2 separate regions of the Homo sapiens genome follow, and region 2 is linked to region 1. The links are chromatin contacts, found by Hi-C or POLR2A ChIA-PET in ENCODE. All regions are on one chromosome and are shown on one strand. The core of a region is the stretch at or near the end of the contact, and the rest is flanking DNA. Distances in the headings are between cores, read along the strand shown.

Region 1 (6,736 bases), core at 3,817-6,316:
GGCACCTGATGGGCAGCAGGCTGCGTGGCGGTCACCTGTTCTCTGGCTCCTGGGGGCGGCCACTCTTGCACTTGGCTTCCTGAGGAGGGGACTGGGCCCTGGCACTGACTCTGGGGTTTCCCACTCACTCCTGCCCTGGGTGCCCCTGGGGGCCTGGCACAGCCACATAGCGGCCATCTGTGATGGGGGCACTGTGTCTCTTCTCGGTAACCGGGTGGGGGGACCACCGGCTGCAGAAGGCTCAGCACCTGGATTGGCTCTGCACCCCACTAGGGGTTCGACACAGTGTGTCCTGATTCCCCTCCCCTCCCTTCTGGTCAAGGTGAGCCCCCTTCCCCCAGGCCACTCAGCTTCTCCAGGAGGACTTGGGGCCTGGCCACCCCCACCCCGTGGCCAGGTCCTGGGTCAGGCCAGAGAATTCCTCCAGCTGGAAACTTTGGGCCATGCAGGGCCCCCCAGTTCGCAGGCATCCTCACTCCACTCTGGCCTCGTTCGGCTGCCAGGACGCTCTTGGTCCAGCTCCTCCATGCGGGAACTTGGGTAGCCGGTCAGGGTTGGGGTTGAGGGGGCCACACAGCCAGCTCCTCAGCGGTCAGCTCCACCTGCCCCTCCCTCCCCAGCGCACACTGGCTCCGTCTGTCCCCACAGACGCCCCACCCTGCTGTGTTGTTGACCAGCATCAGCCCCTGCCGCAGTGAGTGCTCCTTCCTTGGGAAGCCCCCGTTGTCCCTACTGGGTCAGGAGTCCCGTCCGACCTGGGCAGGTGCTGCCTCGGGCTCTGTAGAGGGGTGGATACCACTGGCCTGGGCTGTAGAGGCGTCCTGGGAGGTGCAGGGTGCACTGGAAAGTTGGAGGAGGCCGTTTCCAGCCAGTGTCCTGGTCCTAGCTCGTGTCTTCTCCCAACAGAGGGGTCATGACGCTGCACGTGTGTCCCTGCCTGGGTGTCTCTCCCTGTGCTGAGGGCTGTGTTCTGGGGAAGCACCCCCTCCTTGCTCCCTGTAGGAGCCAGGCCCCATGGGGAGGAGCCACCTGGCCACAGGAGGGAAGCCGGGCAGCCCCAGCCCTGCATCCTCTGTACCTGCCCTGGCCGGCCCCCACACCCACACCGTTCTCCCTACGAATGTCCACTGAGTATCTGCTGTATGCCAGGCCTCGGGACACCACGAGCACGGGAGAGGGGCTTGGGTGTGGGTTTGGACCACGTGGCCAGGACGGGCCCTTCCAGAAGAGATATTGGAGCCCCCGAGGAGCTACGGGGTGAGGGGTGTCGGAGAGGGCACTTCAGATGGGGCAGGTGTTCGGGGAGCTGATATGAGGGCCTGTGAAGACGGGGAAGGGCAGGCCGCAGGGGGTTCCTGCCTCCGTCCCTCCAGACTGCAGCTTCTTCCCCTCCATCCCAGGGCCTGCCCACCTCCACCCTCCCTGGGCCCTGGGAAAGAGGAGCCTCTGTCTGGGGACAGTGTGTGTGTGACAAAGCGTGTAGGCAGAGCGGCCTCTGGGCCTTGCTGCTGTGGGAAGCCCCTGCTCCTCCTCCTTCCCTAGTTGTGTTTTTTACAGCTGGGCAGGGGTGGGGGGGGCGGCGGGAGGATTTGGAGGCATCCGCCTTCTTGGCGCACTGCCTCCGAGTCTAGTCCTCCATACCTGACAGCAGTGAGGCCCTGTCTCAGACTCAGTTTACTCTCATGTCTCGCTCCCATGTGGCCCTTGGTGTCCTGCCTGTGCTGGGGGCCTCTCGGCTGTGGCTAAGTGTGTGTGCAGGGCAGGGGCTGTGCTGGAGGAGGAGGCTGGGGGGTGTCTTGGCAGGGTGCACGGCCCCGGAGGTGGCACAGTGCTGCTGTCATGCCCCGGCGGGGGTTCCCTGTGTTTCTTCCTGGCTGCAGTGCGAGGCAGCCGGTCTTCCCACCAGGTGCCTGTGCCCTCAGGTCCTGACTCAGTTTCCCCATAGGCTGCGTGGGTTGGACGCCCGTCCAGGTGGCGTGGTGCCCTGGCCGCTGTCCTGGTGTGATCATTCCCCAGGAATCTGGGGGGATGGGCTTCCTCCTGGGCAGGCCCTCCTGCGGGGGGTCTTGGGCCGGCAACAGCAGGGGGTCCGGGGAGCCCAGGTGGGGGTGGGATAGGCCTGGCGAGGGGGAGGGAGGCTGTTTGCTTTAGGATAAGCCTGGCTCCTCTGGCCCAGCTGCCTCTGCCCGTGCCTACAGCGCTTGCAGGCCGGCCCTGGGGGCCACGCTTCCGGCCATCCAGCGGTCATTTGTCTCTGCCCCCTTTCTCAGTGGTGACCACAGGCGGGGGTCCCGCCTCCCTGTCTGTGCCTGTCATCCTGCACCTCCCGCATGCCTTTGGGGACCCTTACCTCACCAAGCCTTGCTTGTATCTGCCTGGGGCAGGGTGGGGGCTGGGAAACCTTCCCGAAGTGTAGCTGGGGCTTTCAGCCTCTGAGGTGGGCTCCCTCCCCAGATGTGGGGGGCTGGGTCAGTGTGCTCCCACCCAGGACAGGGCCAGGCACTCGCTCTCTTGCTTCTTCTGGACAGTTGTGTGGGTGAACACTTGTGTGCACCCATGAACATGCACGTGTGAGGCCTGTGCCCAGGTAGCCAGCCAGGAGGCCCAGGCACCCCTGCAGGCTGTGGGCCACAGGGGCTGGGCTGGCCAGGGGCCTTGGCCACTCCCCCTTGGTCCCGGGAGGCCCTGTGGGTGGTGGGATTTCAGGCAGCGACAGGTGCTGGTGGGGTCAACCTGGGGTGCGTCTGGGACCTGGGCCGGCTGGGAAGGGGTCAGGAGGCCCCAGTGCTGTGGGCCCTGCAGCCGCTTCCTCCCCGGGACAAATTTGCCAGAGCTGCCCCCAGCCCTGGGCAGCTCACAGAACCACACTGAGGGGGTGGTGGGCTGGCAGCCCCCCACAGCCGCCATCTCATTTCCTCTCCGGGGAGCTGCAGGGAGGGTAGGGAAGGAGGGGCTTCAGGGCTGGGGCCCATGGCCTGGGTGGGAGGGTCCTGAGTTGAGGGAGAGACGTGAGTCAGAGAAGAGACCCCCACATGTTTTCTCAGAGAGGCCAAGGACTGGGATGGGCCGGGTGAGCCAGGGCTGAGAAGAATCCCTCCCTCCAGAGCCTCAGCCCACCCTTTGTGTTTCTGGGCACAGCAGGGAGGCGCCGTGTCTCCACTCCCAGCCCCAGCGGCCAATGATGCCTGTGGGCTCAGAACCTAGAGGCCCTGGGCAACGCCCCCTGTGCTATCAGCACTGATTGGGAGGCCTCCAGAGAGGTGATAGGGATTCTCTGTGAGGGTCCCTGTCCCCAGACTTGGGGGTCAGAATGGGAGCTGCTCCCTGAGTGTCTGAAGACGCCAGTGGGAGACGTCACAGGGCCACTGTTAACTGTGTATTGGAGGAACACGCGGCCCCAGGCCCCATCGAGATGGCCTGGAGCAGCTGCTACCTCTTGGTGTTCTGCACGCAGCCTGGACGCTCCCAGACAGCAGTGGCTGCAGTGCGGGATGGACACTGTCACCCATGGGCTGGCGAGAGATGCCCTGGGAACTGTGGGGTGCCTGCGGCCGCCTCTCCGACATGGAGAGCAGTGAGTGGGCTGTGGTCGCCGCTGCAGGACTTGGGAGCAGCACGTGGGGAGTGGGGCACGCAGGGCCCTCCTTTCCCAGGAGCTCCATCCAGGTACAGGCCCTGCGGTGCCCCGAGTTTCTGAGGCCTGCAGGGTCTGTGTGTTCTAGGTTCATCTTCCTGGCCGGCTTGGCACTGCCCACTGGGGCTGGTCACACACACACAGAACCCTGGCCCTGCCTTCCAGCCCAGAGGCACCCAGGCAGGGGATGGGGTGGGGTGGGGACTGAGGCAGGGGATGGGGTGGGGACCCAGGCAGGGGATGGGGTGGGGACCCAGGCAGGGAATGGGGCGATGGGGCGGGGTGGGGACCCAGGCAGGGGAAGGGGCGGGGTGGGGACCCAGGCAGGGGATGGGGTGGGGTGGGGACCCAGGCAGGGGAAGGGGTGGGGCTGGGGTGGGGACCCAGGCAGGGGATGGGGCGGGGTGGGGACCCAGGCAGGGGAAGGGGCGGGGTGGGGACCCAGGCAGGGGATGGGGTGGGGTGGGGACCCAGGCAGGGGAAGGGGCAGGGCTGGGTGGGGACCCAGGCAGGGGATGGGGCGGGGTGGGGACCCAGGCAGGGGAAGGGGCGGGGTGGGGACCCAGGCAGGGGATGGGGCGGGGTGGGGACCCAGGCAGGGGAAGGGGCGGGGTGGGGACCCAGGCAGGGGATGGGGCGGGGTGGGGACCCAGGCAGGGAATGGGGGTGGGGTGGGGACCCAGGCAGGGAATGGGGTGGGGACCCAGGCAGGGGAAGGGGTGAGGTGGGGACCCAGACAGGGGGTGGGGTGGGATGGGGACCCAGGCAGGGGATGGGGTGGGGCGGGGACCCAGGCAGGGGATGGGGTGGGTTCCTTTCTGCCAGGAAAGGAGGCCTCTGCCAGGAAAGGAGGGCTCGGCTTCTCCACATAGGGTGGGATGGTGCAGGTGGCCATGTGGAGCCGCAGCCTTTCTGCTCCTGTGGGTTTCACAGGTGGTGGGAGGACATACTGGCTGCCCCCCAGACAGGAGCGGCAGTGCCCGTGGTCAGCCCGAGCTACGTCTCTCCAGAGGCTTGCTCTCTGACCCCAGGGCCTTGGGGTCATGCCCCCTCAAGGCTAAGGTGCCTGGCAGGGTACGGCCCTTGGGGGTGGGCAGACAGACCTGGGCATCTGTGGTCCCTGAACTCAGGTCTGATATTGACACAGACGTGGGTGCTGCACAGACTCTCATCCACACATTGCACAGGCTCAGGCAGCCCGCCGTGCTCGGTTGCTTGTGGATAGCTGTGGGGTCGCTGGCCCATGCCCAGGCCCGGCTGGGCCCTGGGCTGATGGTTGGGTGGGAATTAGGTGAGGGGCCTGGGGCCTCTTTGGGACCCACCAGGCCCCCCATCCCCCTACTGCCCTTGTCCTTGGGGGGCCACTGTCCCCTCTGACCTCGGGTGTACGGCTGCTTCCTGTATGACCAGAAGGAGACTCTGCCCTTTTGGTTGGTGGTTTTCGAGAGTTACCAAGCGCAGCTGTTTTGCATCCTCTGGGGACCCTGCTCCCTTCTCGTGTCTCAAAGAGCCAGCCTCTGGGGCCACGGGGCTGCCCCGGCCATGAGAGGCTGCTGACGTGGTGTTTGCTGGGCCAGTGCTCAGGGCTTTGGTGCATGTGGGCAGCTGAGGCCTGGGTCAGGGGCACTGCACCTCGGCCCCTCTGCTCATCTTGGGCAGGTGACCCAGGTGGAGCTCAGGCCCGAGGTCTGTGCTGGGCCGTGGGTCCCCTTTTGACCGCCCCCCCGGCTCCGGACCCCAAGCCCCTCCTCGCTGACTGTTCCTCGGTCCCACCCGCAGGCCCCCCAAAGATGGCGGACAAGGTGGTCCCACGGCAGGTGGCCCGGCTGGGCCGCACTGTGCGGCTGCAGTGCCCAGTGGAGGGGGACCCGCCGCCGCTGACCATGTGGACCAAGGATGGCCGCACCATCCACAGCGGCTGGAGCCGCTTCCGCGTGCTGCCGCAGGGGCTGAAGGTGAAGCAGGTGGAGCGGGAGGATGCCGGCGTGTACGTGTGCAAGGCCACCAACGGCTTCGGCAGCCTGAGCGTCAACTACACCCTCGTCGTGCTGGGTTAGTCGCTGCTGCGGTCAGAGGTCATGGGCTGGGTTGGAGCCAGGCAGGGGTGTGCAGGAGGGCGGACGGGGACACACCTGGGGCCCGAGAGTCAGCCAGCCCCCGGCAGAAAGCCTTCCTTCGGTGCCCTGCCCCACCTCAGCTGGCTGCACCTCTGCCACCATCCCCCAGGTATCCTGTCCCGTTCCTGTCCCCGTCAGGCTCCAGCCTCGGAGCCTTCCTCCCAGCGGAGGGCGGAGGGTGGAGGGCGGGAGCCGAAGGCAGTGGTCCCACAGAAGGGCTGGGGCCCGAGGCCTTGGCAGGGTGTGCCGGCCGTCGGCTGTGACTTTGAGGCTCGGGTTTCGGAGTTCAGAGGAGCCGCCGGGATGCGTGGCCTTTCTGTTCTCTTCTGCGCCTGGGGCCCGGGCGCTGGGCTTGGACAGGTGTCCAGAGAGACACGCCCTCCATACCTAGGGACCCGGCACCCCGCCTGCTCCGCTGGGCTCCTGGGTGTGGGGCCCTCGGGTGGAGCTCCTGGGAGCTGGGCTGGCCCGTTTCTTTTTTTTTTTTAATTCTACTTTAAGTTTTAGGGTACATGTGCCCGTTTTCTGAATACAGGAGCCTGGCCCAGGCCCCAGCAGGGTCTGGGGGTGCGGCCTGAGACAGCCTGGTCCTGGGCTCAGTGAAGGAGCGGCTGTCACAGGGTGGATGGAGGGGACATTCCACAGCACGCCCTGCCCCTCGGCATTGTGTGGAATGGGAAAACTGGCTGTCCCCCACCCCCACCCCACAGTCCTTTCAAAGGGGACGATGACCGGGTGGTATGAGAGTCTCGTCTGTTCACCAGCCCTCGGCCCCTTGATGTAGGCTAGGGTTACTGCAGCTGCTGGCCGGGCCCGGCTCCCTCCTCCCCCGGGGCCTGCAGACCCCCCGGAGCCAGAATGGGGGCCGGCCCTCCAGCCCCACCCGTGCCCATCAGGGTCACCTGCGCCCAGTGTGGGCCAGCGGCCCTTGCCCAGCTGTCCCTGGGATTCTGGGCTGTGGGTGTGTGGCGCAGCCCCCTGCCTG
Region 2 (7,745 bases), core at 1,388-3,887, 700 kb after region 1:
AGAAAGGGAAAAATAAACACAATCAGGTGTCACCTCAGGCAGAGCTGACCCCTGGCCTGCCAGGGCAGCTGCCTGGACAGGATCTCAGTCTCTCAATCTCACCCGCTCTGAGGAGGCTGATCAAATGTGGTGCATCCCAGAGCTGAAAAGTTATGTGCGAGAAAGGAAGCAAGTCTCAAAGAATGATGGGACATGTCCAGAGGACACGGAGCCAGCTTCAGGGCCCTGCTGGCCAGATCGAGGACAATTTGAAGGTCCAAATAAGCCATGGAGATGGTGAGGAGTTGCACCAGCAGGTTCCAGTTGGCAAAAAGTAATAGTCCACATTTGGAGTTGGCCCAGTCACTGCATTTCAAGGTAACATGACATATAACAATAGGTAACTAGGGGCCGGGTGCAGTGGCTCACACCTGTAATCCCAGCACTTTGGGAAGCCGAGGCGGACGGATCACGAGGTCAGATCGAGACCATCCTGGCTAACACGGTGAAACCCCATCTCCACTAAAAAATACAAAAAATTAGCCGGGCGTGGTGGCGGGCGCCTGTAGTCCCAGCTACTCAGGAGGCCGAAGTTGCAGTGAGCCGAGATCATGCCACTGCACTCCAGCCTGGGTGACAGAGCGAGGCTCCGTCTCAAAAAGTAAAAATAAAAATAAAACAGGTAACTAATACCTAATAAAGCTTGAAAACTTTCAAACTAAGTTAAAAATAAAAAGAGCTTGACATCCGACTGTGAGGCCAGCTGTGCTGTCTGCTCCAGGTGTGGCTGCCACAATTCACTTGTGGTCCCTCATAGGCCTCTGGGGAGGGTGCAGCTGGAAGGGCTACAGAAACCCACCCAGTAGCCCTAGAAAGTGGCCTGGTCAGGGCCCCAGCCCCACTCAGCCCCATCCATCTCTCAAGTGGGCCCCCAGCCCACCCTCTCCATGAGGCAGGCCTGGGCGCCTCCACCCGACACCTGCCTCCAGTTCTTCTGGGCCCAGGCAGCTGCATCCTCAAACCAGGATGTGGAGGGTCACCCCTCTTGTATCCCCAGAGTGGCAAACCTGGCCAGCCACTGGCCATCTGTCCTCCCAGGGCTGCGTCTGCCCCCGTGTCCTCCAGAGGTACCCCCTTGAAATCCCCCTCCAGCCACTGCACACCCCACCTCCCACCTGTCCGTCATCCAATCAGCTGAGAGAGGGACCTTCCAGAGCCCCAGCTAGCACCTGGGGCCCAGCCCAGCACCCCCCTGGACAACTCTGAGCGTCCCACCTGCACTGCACAGAGGCCCTCCCCAGCCTCTGCCCCTGTGGCGCCCCCAAACTGGAACTGCCTCCAAATCCGCCTGTTCTCTCCACACCCACCTTCCAAGGCCTAGTGCAGTGCCACCCTCCACACAGCCCCTCCGACCCCTTCCGTTGGACTCAATCAACAGTTGCCTTCTCCTGGCCACTGCCCCCAACCACGACAAGCAAGGGCTGCTTGGCCTTGCAACCCCCAGGCACGTGACGGTTCAGGACTTGGTGGGCCGGAGCATCCCTTGCCCAAGGTTCTGAACTTGGGTTCCCGTCACCTGCAAGTCAGTGCCGGCGGCGCCCCTAAGCGCGCTCAGCCCACGCCGCGGTCCCTCTGGATGAGGACCGGCGCCTCTCCCCAGCTGCGCCCAGGCGCTTTCGGGGCCTCGGGGAGCTGGCGGAGGCCTCCTCCTGACCTCCCAGCAAGCCCTGCGCAGGAGAGGATGCGGCCGGCCGGCCCGAGCAGCCTCACCGAGCGGCAGCAGCGAGTGGCACAACAGCGTGGCGGCCGTGCGGCGCAAGTGGAAGGGCACGAAGGCGGCGTCCTCGCTGCCCAGCCAGCCCGACAGCAGGTTCTGCACCGTGAGCCCCGCCGCGTGGAACTCGTTGGGCGTGAACACGAAGCACACGGCGAACACCAGATAGGCGAGAGTGAAGGTCACCTCGGGGCTGTCCATCGCGCAGCCGCCGGGAAGCTGTCGAGCTAGGCCCCCGCCCCGGCGCGCGGACGAGGCCGCAGCGCCCAGTCCCGGACCTGTCGGTTGCGGCGGCCGCCGCCCGGCCGCCCGCGGGGCACTCTAGGACATGGAGTCCCGCCGCCCGGCCGCCCGCGGGGCACTCTAGGACATGGAGTCCCGCCGCCCGGCCGCCCGCGGGGCACTCTAGGACATGGAGTCCCGCCGCCCGGCCGCCCGCGGGGCACTCTAGGGCATGGAGTCCCGCCGCTCGGCCGCTCGCGGGGCGCTCTGGGAGATGCAGTCCCCGTGCGGGTGCGGCCTCTCTTCTCGGCCGGCCCTGGAGGCGGCACCGCACCTGTGCATTGAGCACAGGTGGGGAAACTTAGGCCTGAGCGAGGCCCTGGCCATGAAGCCCCGCCCAGTAGCGTCAGTTGCGGAACTCGAAATTCATGGGGCGACTGCGAGCCCGGGGTCTCAGCTTCAGACACCCTGGCGTGCCCTCCACTCCGGAAACGGAACCGTCGGCGCCCGAGCGGGGGGTGGGGGGGGAGGGAGGGCGGAGCCGGCGAGGCACAGCTTCCCATTGGACGCCCGCCCTCCTGCGGTCCTGCCCCCGGCCGCGCGCTGATTGGCCGCGCGAAGGCAACCGTCGGCGTTTGAAACTCCGGCGCGCCGGCGGCCATCAAGGGCTAGAAGCGCGACGGCGGTAGCAGCTAGGCTTGGCCCCCGGCGTGGAGCAGACGCGGACCCCTCCTTCCTGGCGGCGGCGGCGCGGGCTCAGAGCCCGGCAACGGGCGGGCGGGCAGGTAGGAGAGCGGCTACACGGCGCGGGGAGGCTGGGGTCCTGGGGGCGCGAGGCCGTCCCGCCCCGCCCCGCCCTCGGCCCTCGCCCTCCCGCCCCGGCCGCCGCTTTCCCCGGGAAGCGTCCCCCACGGCTCCTCCTGGGGCCGCCGCCAGAACCTGTACCGCGCCCTGTCATGGGACCCGGCCCTAGACCGACCGCCGGGCTGGGCCCCCTGGATGGTGGCCAGGGGCGGCTAGAGCTGGGCCAAGACCGACGGCGGAGCGGGCGCCCCGAGGTGCTTTGCTCTCCTCGACCCTCTCCTGTCTCTCGGTCGCCCACCTTGGCTCTTTGTTGGCTCCCAGCACGCGGACCCTCCTGTTGTTCTTTGGTCCCTTCCGGCCTCCGTCCTGGGGCCAACTCCATCTAGGCCGCCTGCGGCGGACACCTGGGCCCCTACCGCTTCCCCGCACCTGCTGCGCCGCTCCACCTTCCCCCCGCACCGCATCCCTCTTGTGCACCAGAGTAGCACCAAAGCACCAGCCTGGGGCCGGTCCCTTCTCTGCCCAGAGCCCCTCCCGGGCCTCCATAGTCAGTAAAGGCCCCTCCTGACTAAGGCTGGGTCTGCTGCTCTCCCGAGCTCCTCCAGGCCGCCAGAAGGCTTCCTCCGAGTCACTTTCTCCCTGAGTTCGAGGCTTGCGGGTCCCCCAGCGATCCAGCACCCCTTCCCCTGCCCTGTACCCAGTTATTCAGGGCGAAAACCTAAGCGTCGTCCGTAAGTCCCATATGTGCCAGTGGCCAGGCCCGGGTCTGGTCTGGCATCTACTCCTTGGGCTCCAGAAGCCTGTGGTTTCCCTGCTTCCCTTCTGCTCTTAACCTCCCCACCCACACACAGCACCACAGTGGGCTTCTCAAGCTGCAGCACCGACCTGCCGGGGCTGCCCCCTCTCTCTTCTCCAGGACCCTCCCCAACTTTGCTCTTCTTCAAATCAAAGCCTCCCCAGGTCCCCCTCCACCACCAGGTGCCTGTGGGGTTCCTGCCCTGGTCGACACTCGGTTCTCTCTGGCAGCCTTTTTCCCTACGTCATTCCCTAGACTGGGAACGCTGTAGACAGAAAGGGTGGCAAGTGTGTGGGTGACCGGCGTGAGGACCTGGGCAGCCCTGGAACCTGGGACTGACTGGAGGCTCTGATGTGGAAGTTCCTTGGCACCTGTTGCTCAGCTCTGGGCTTCCCTTGTTTGCGCATCGTCTCCCAGCTCCTCCTCTGGGCCTTCACCCTCTCAGCCTGGTCTTGTCCCGCTGCCTAGCCCGGTGGGAGAGAGCAGACCAGAGCCGCTGTCCTGCTTTTCTGCCCTCTACTGCCCGGTCCTGCCTCACGTCACACGCAGAGGCCTGTGGGGAGACCAGGGCTTCCTCTGGCTCATCCGGGTTTCTTATTGGCCCGGGCTTTTCCGTCTCTTGACTTCTGCTTGATATAGTAATACAGCAGTAGAGATTATGCAGGCTTGGGTTTTCTTTCTCACCATCTCAGCCTGAAGGCCCTTTAGCTCTTGGTCCCAGGAAGCAGCAGTGCTGCCCATGGCTCCCCCTGCCAGGCTGGAGAGTGAGTCTCTGAAGCAAGATGGGGACTCAGTCTGAGGCTTTCTCTGCCAAGAGACACGTGTGGGAGGTGTGAGTTCCAGAGCAATGAGCACACCTGTGTGGGAAGTGGTCGTGCCCCTTGCAGCAGCTGTCACGTCTGTGTCTGGACAATGTGGTAGTGTTGCCCTCACACTGACACAAACATGTTCTGCTTTTCCAGAATGAGTCTGCAGGTCTTAAACGACAAAAATGTCAGCAATGAAAAAAATACAGAAAATTGCGACTTCCTGTTTTCGCCACCAGAAGTTACCGGAAGATCGTCTGTTCTTCGTGTGTCACAGAAAGAAAATGTGCCACCCAAGAACCTGGCCAAAGCTATGAAGGTAAGTGTGACCTGTACAGTGTGTGGCTGGCCAGGTTGCCCTAGGGCCTGCTTTCTTGGTGACCTCTGAGCTGCAGGACACTGCTGGTGTGGCTGTAACAGCTTGAACTAATGAATAGGTGCTCTCCTCCTCACTCCGCAACAGGTGACTTTTCAGACACCTCTGCGGGATCCACAGACGCACAGGATTCTAAGTCCTAGCATGGCCAGCAAACTTGAGGCTCCTTTCACTCAGGATGACACCCTTGGACTGGAAAACTCACACCCGGTCTGGACACAGAAAGAGAAGTAAGTGTTGGTGCTGCTGGACATGCTGGAGCTTCACCCTCTCTGTCCGATGGTTCTTGCAGGAAAGTGCTGTCTTGTTCTATCAGGCCTTGGCTGGATTTTTTGTTTGTTTGTTTGAGATGGAGTCTCGCTCTGTTGCCCACGCTGGAGTGCAGTGGCGCGATGTCCGCTCACTGCAAGCTCCGCCCCCCAGGTTCATGCCATTCTCCTGCCTCAGCCTTCCAAGTAGCTGGGACTACAGGCGCCTGCCACCACGCCCGGCTAATTTTTTTGTATTTTTAGTAAAGAAGGGGTTTCACCGTGTTAGCCAGGATGGTCTTGATCTCCTCCTGACCTCATGATGCGCCCGCCTTGGCCTCACAAAGTGCTGGGATTACAGGTGTGAGCCACCACGCCCGGCCGGCCTTGGCTGGATTTCTCCTGAAATCTGCACTGAGTGTATGCAGCATATGGCCAGTTCACTAACAGAAAAGTCGATCATCAGATACTTGGATAACTTCATACTTCACTTTTTTTTTTTTTTTTTTTTTTTTTTCTGGAGACAGAGTCTGGCTCTGTCACCCAGGCTGGAGTGCAGTGGCTCGATTTCGGCTCACTGCAAACTCCACCTCCCAGGTTCATGCCATTCTCCTGCCTCAGCCTCCCGAGTAGCTGGGGCTACAGGCGCCCGCCGCCACCACTCCCGGCTAATTTTTTAGCCGACCTGATTCTTAACTGCAAGTGGATGGCGAGGCGGTGTCTGTCTTTGCCTAGAAAGGGAGGATCCTGGTGGCAGCTCTTTACTCTGCGGCTGAACTAATCTGTCTGGGCACCCAGGAACACCTCATCTGCATCCAGGGTGGGAAGGGACCCCAGAGGCATGATTTTCTGTTGGTTTTTTGCTGATGTAACTGTTGTTGCTGTTGTTTTGAGACAGAGTTTCGCTCTGTCACCCAGGCTGGAGTGCCGTGGTGCCATCACAGCTCACTGCAGCCTCAACCTCCTGGGCTCAAGCAGTCCTCCACCTTGGCCTCCTTAGTAGCTGGGACTACAACTGTGAGCCACCATGCCCGGCCAATTTTTTTTTTTTTTTTTTTTTTACACGGAGTTTCATTCTTGTTGCTCAGGCTGGAGTGCAATGGTGCGATCTTAACTCACCACAACCTCCGCCTCCCAGGTTCAAACGATTCTCCTGCCTCAGCCTCCGAGTAGCTGGGATTACAGGCATGCGCCACCACACCTGGCTAATTTTGTGTATTTTTAGTAAATATGGGGTTTATCCGTGTTGGTCAGGCTGGTCTTGAACTCCCGACCTCAGGTGATCTGCCGGCCTCGGCCTCCCAAAGTGCTGGGATTACAGGCATGAGCCACCACGCCCGGCTGGCCCAAAACTTTTAAGCAGATTTTAGATGTGCAGAGAAAAGCATAAGGAACAGAATACCACTGATGCTTCTCACCCCCTGAGATAAAATGTCACCAGTAAGTGCAGGCAGCATTTCCTACATCCTTCTCTGGGCCCTGGGTCCGTCTCCCCTCTACCCCTCCAGCCTGAATTTGCAGTTCTTCCCATGTCTGCTTGCTACTTTTCAACTTTGTTTTTTGCCCCTTTTGAAATTTGGTCAAACGAAGCGAGAATGAATCAAACATTGGTTTACAACGACCCCAAGAAGGAAGGGAGACCCAGCAGCAGAGAAGTCGCCTCCCAGCTGCCATGGGTGTGATCCGTCCCAGAGCCACAGATCCCCTGCCTCTCCCCTATGCCTCCAGGATCACCCAGCAGCCTCCATAGGGCAGAGGGTGTAGAGGAGCTGGGAGGGGCTTGAGAGGTTGGCCCTGAGGGGCTCCAGCCAGAGTGACTCTGAGCTTGTGGCTTGGACTCGTGGCTGTCATCTCCTTTCTGGAACTCTGCTGAGGCCCAGGTGGTGGTCACTGTGGTGCTCCCACGTCAGTGGGATGAGACCAAGAGCAGCCGCTGCGTGCAGCTGCCCACGTGTCATTCAGAGGACAGCCGAGTGGCCGCCTGGGAAGGCAGTGCCGCCCCAAGGTGGCAGCTGGGCAGCAGAGGAGTTGTGAGCAGTCTGACAGGTCCCTCACCCTCAGTTTCTCAGTTTTGACATCTTCAAACTTAGAGTTGGAAGAGAAGGGCAGGTGACATGGGCCCCTTATCTGAGGCACTGGCACATGACCCTGCGTCTTCTCAGGGACCTGAAGGCTGGGGAACAGGTGAAACAGTGTTTGTGCCCTCTGTGTTGTAGTCCAGCCCCAACCATCCCAACAGCCGCCTCTTCTGTCAGGGGCCCTGCGCCATGCAGTCCCACATTGTGAGCAGCGAGTGCCCCAGAGACAGGTGGGTCCCTGGGAAGGTGTTCTCTGCACCTGTGCCACTCCACTGTAGCAGGCGCCATCCCAGGGAGGCGTCGCAGAGGCCACTCAGGTCCTTCTGTGCCTGCAGGTGGCATCCTGCACCTCAGCCCTGCCCTTCAGTGAAGGCTTTGACTGTCCCTGGCCACAGCACTGCCAGTCCCCGACTTGAAGGGGAAAGCAGATTCATGCAGAAAACCTTTGTTTACCACGCCCCCTGCTGGCCATCCTGGGGCCTGCAAGTCCCCAGGACTGATCTGTTGGGCATGTCCTCGGGTGAGGTTTAAGCCACAGGACAATGTTGACTGAGCTTTCTTGTTTTGCTTGTAGCTGATGTTTTCACGCAGATTAAAGTGTTATCGGAATGCTGTCAGGTCCCTTAATGTTAGAATTCAGGGTCATTAAGTGGTGCACACCC

What was found. Hi-C counts contacts between places; a loop is a spot of excess contacts on that map. ChIA-PET counts read pairs that join two places held with the same protein, here RNA polymerase II (POLR2A). Pooled maps may share reads with other maps.
Region 2: a pooled map shows a loop between it and region 1 (2.9-fold over the local background). The contact joins the promoter of TACC3 here to the enhancer-like site in region 1. A Hi-C loop is called at or near these places in 1 of 168 maps with a recorded cell type or tissue (naive thymus-derived CD4-positive, alpha-beta T cell), 1 of 37 single-sample maps with no recorded cell type and 14 of 50 pooled maps. POLR2A ChIA-PET finds 5 or more read pairs at or near these places in 2 of 52 experiments (CD4-positive, alpha-beta T cell and HEK293T).

The regions. Positions count from the first base shown.
Region 1 is chr4:1,016,790-1,023,525 of GRCh38, forward strand. It overlaps FGFRL1 (fibroblast growth factor receptor like 1), which reads left to right. Exons shown (of 7, transcript NM_001004356.3): 3 at 5,414-5,686. Among named protein-coding and RNA genes, the nearest start is that of FGFRL1, 8.5 kb to the left of the region's middle. RefSeq lists an enhancer at 1,350-2,219. Within about 2 kb of position 5,067, at least 3 of the 41 ENCODE cell types and tissues checked have a DNase peak (open chromatin) inside an H3K27ac peak, as active enhancers do.
Region 2 is chr4:1,718,884-1,726,628 of GRCh38, forward strand. It overlaps TACC3 (transforming acidic coiled-coil containing protein 3), which reads left to right and starts at 2,638. Exons shown (of 16, transcript NM_006342.3): 1 at 2,638-2,760; 2 at 4,538-4,700; 3 at 4,845-4,987. The coding sequence starts at 4,539. It overlaps TMEM129 (transmembrane protein 129, E3 ubiquitin ligase), which reads right to left and starts at 2,440. Exons shown (of 4, transcript NM_001127266.2): 1 at 1,750-2,440. The coding sequence starts at 1,954. RefSeq lists enhancers at 571-650, 1,291-1,390, 2,473-3,468 and silencers at 1,981-2,030, 2,041-2,850.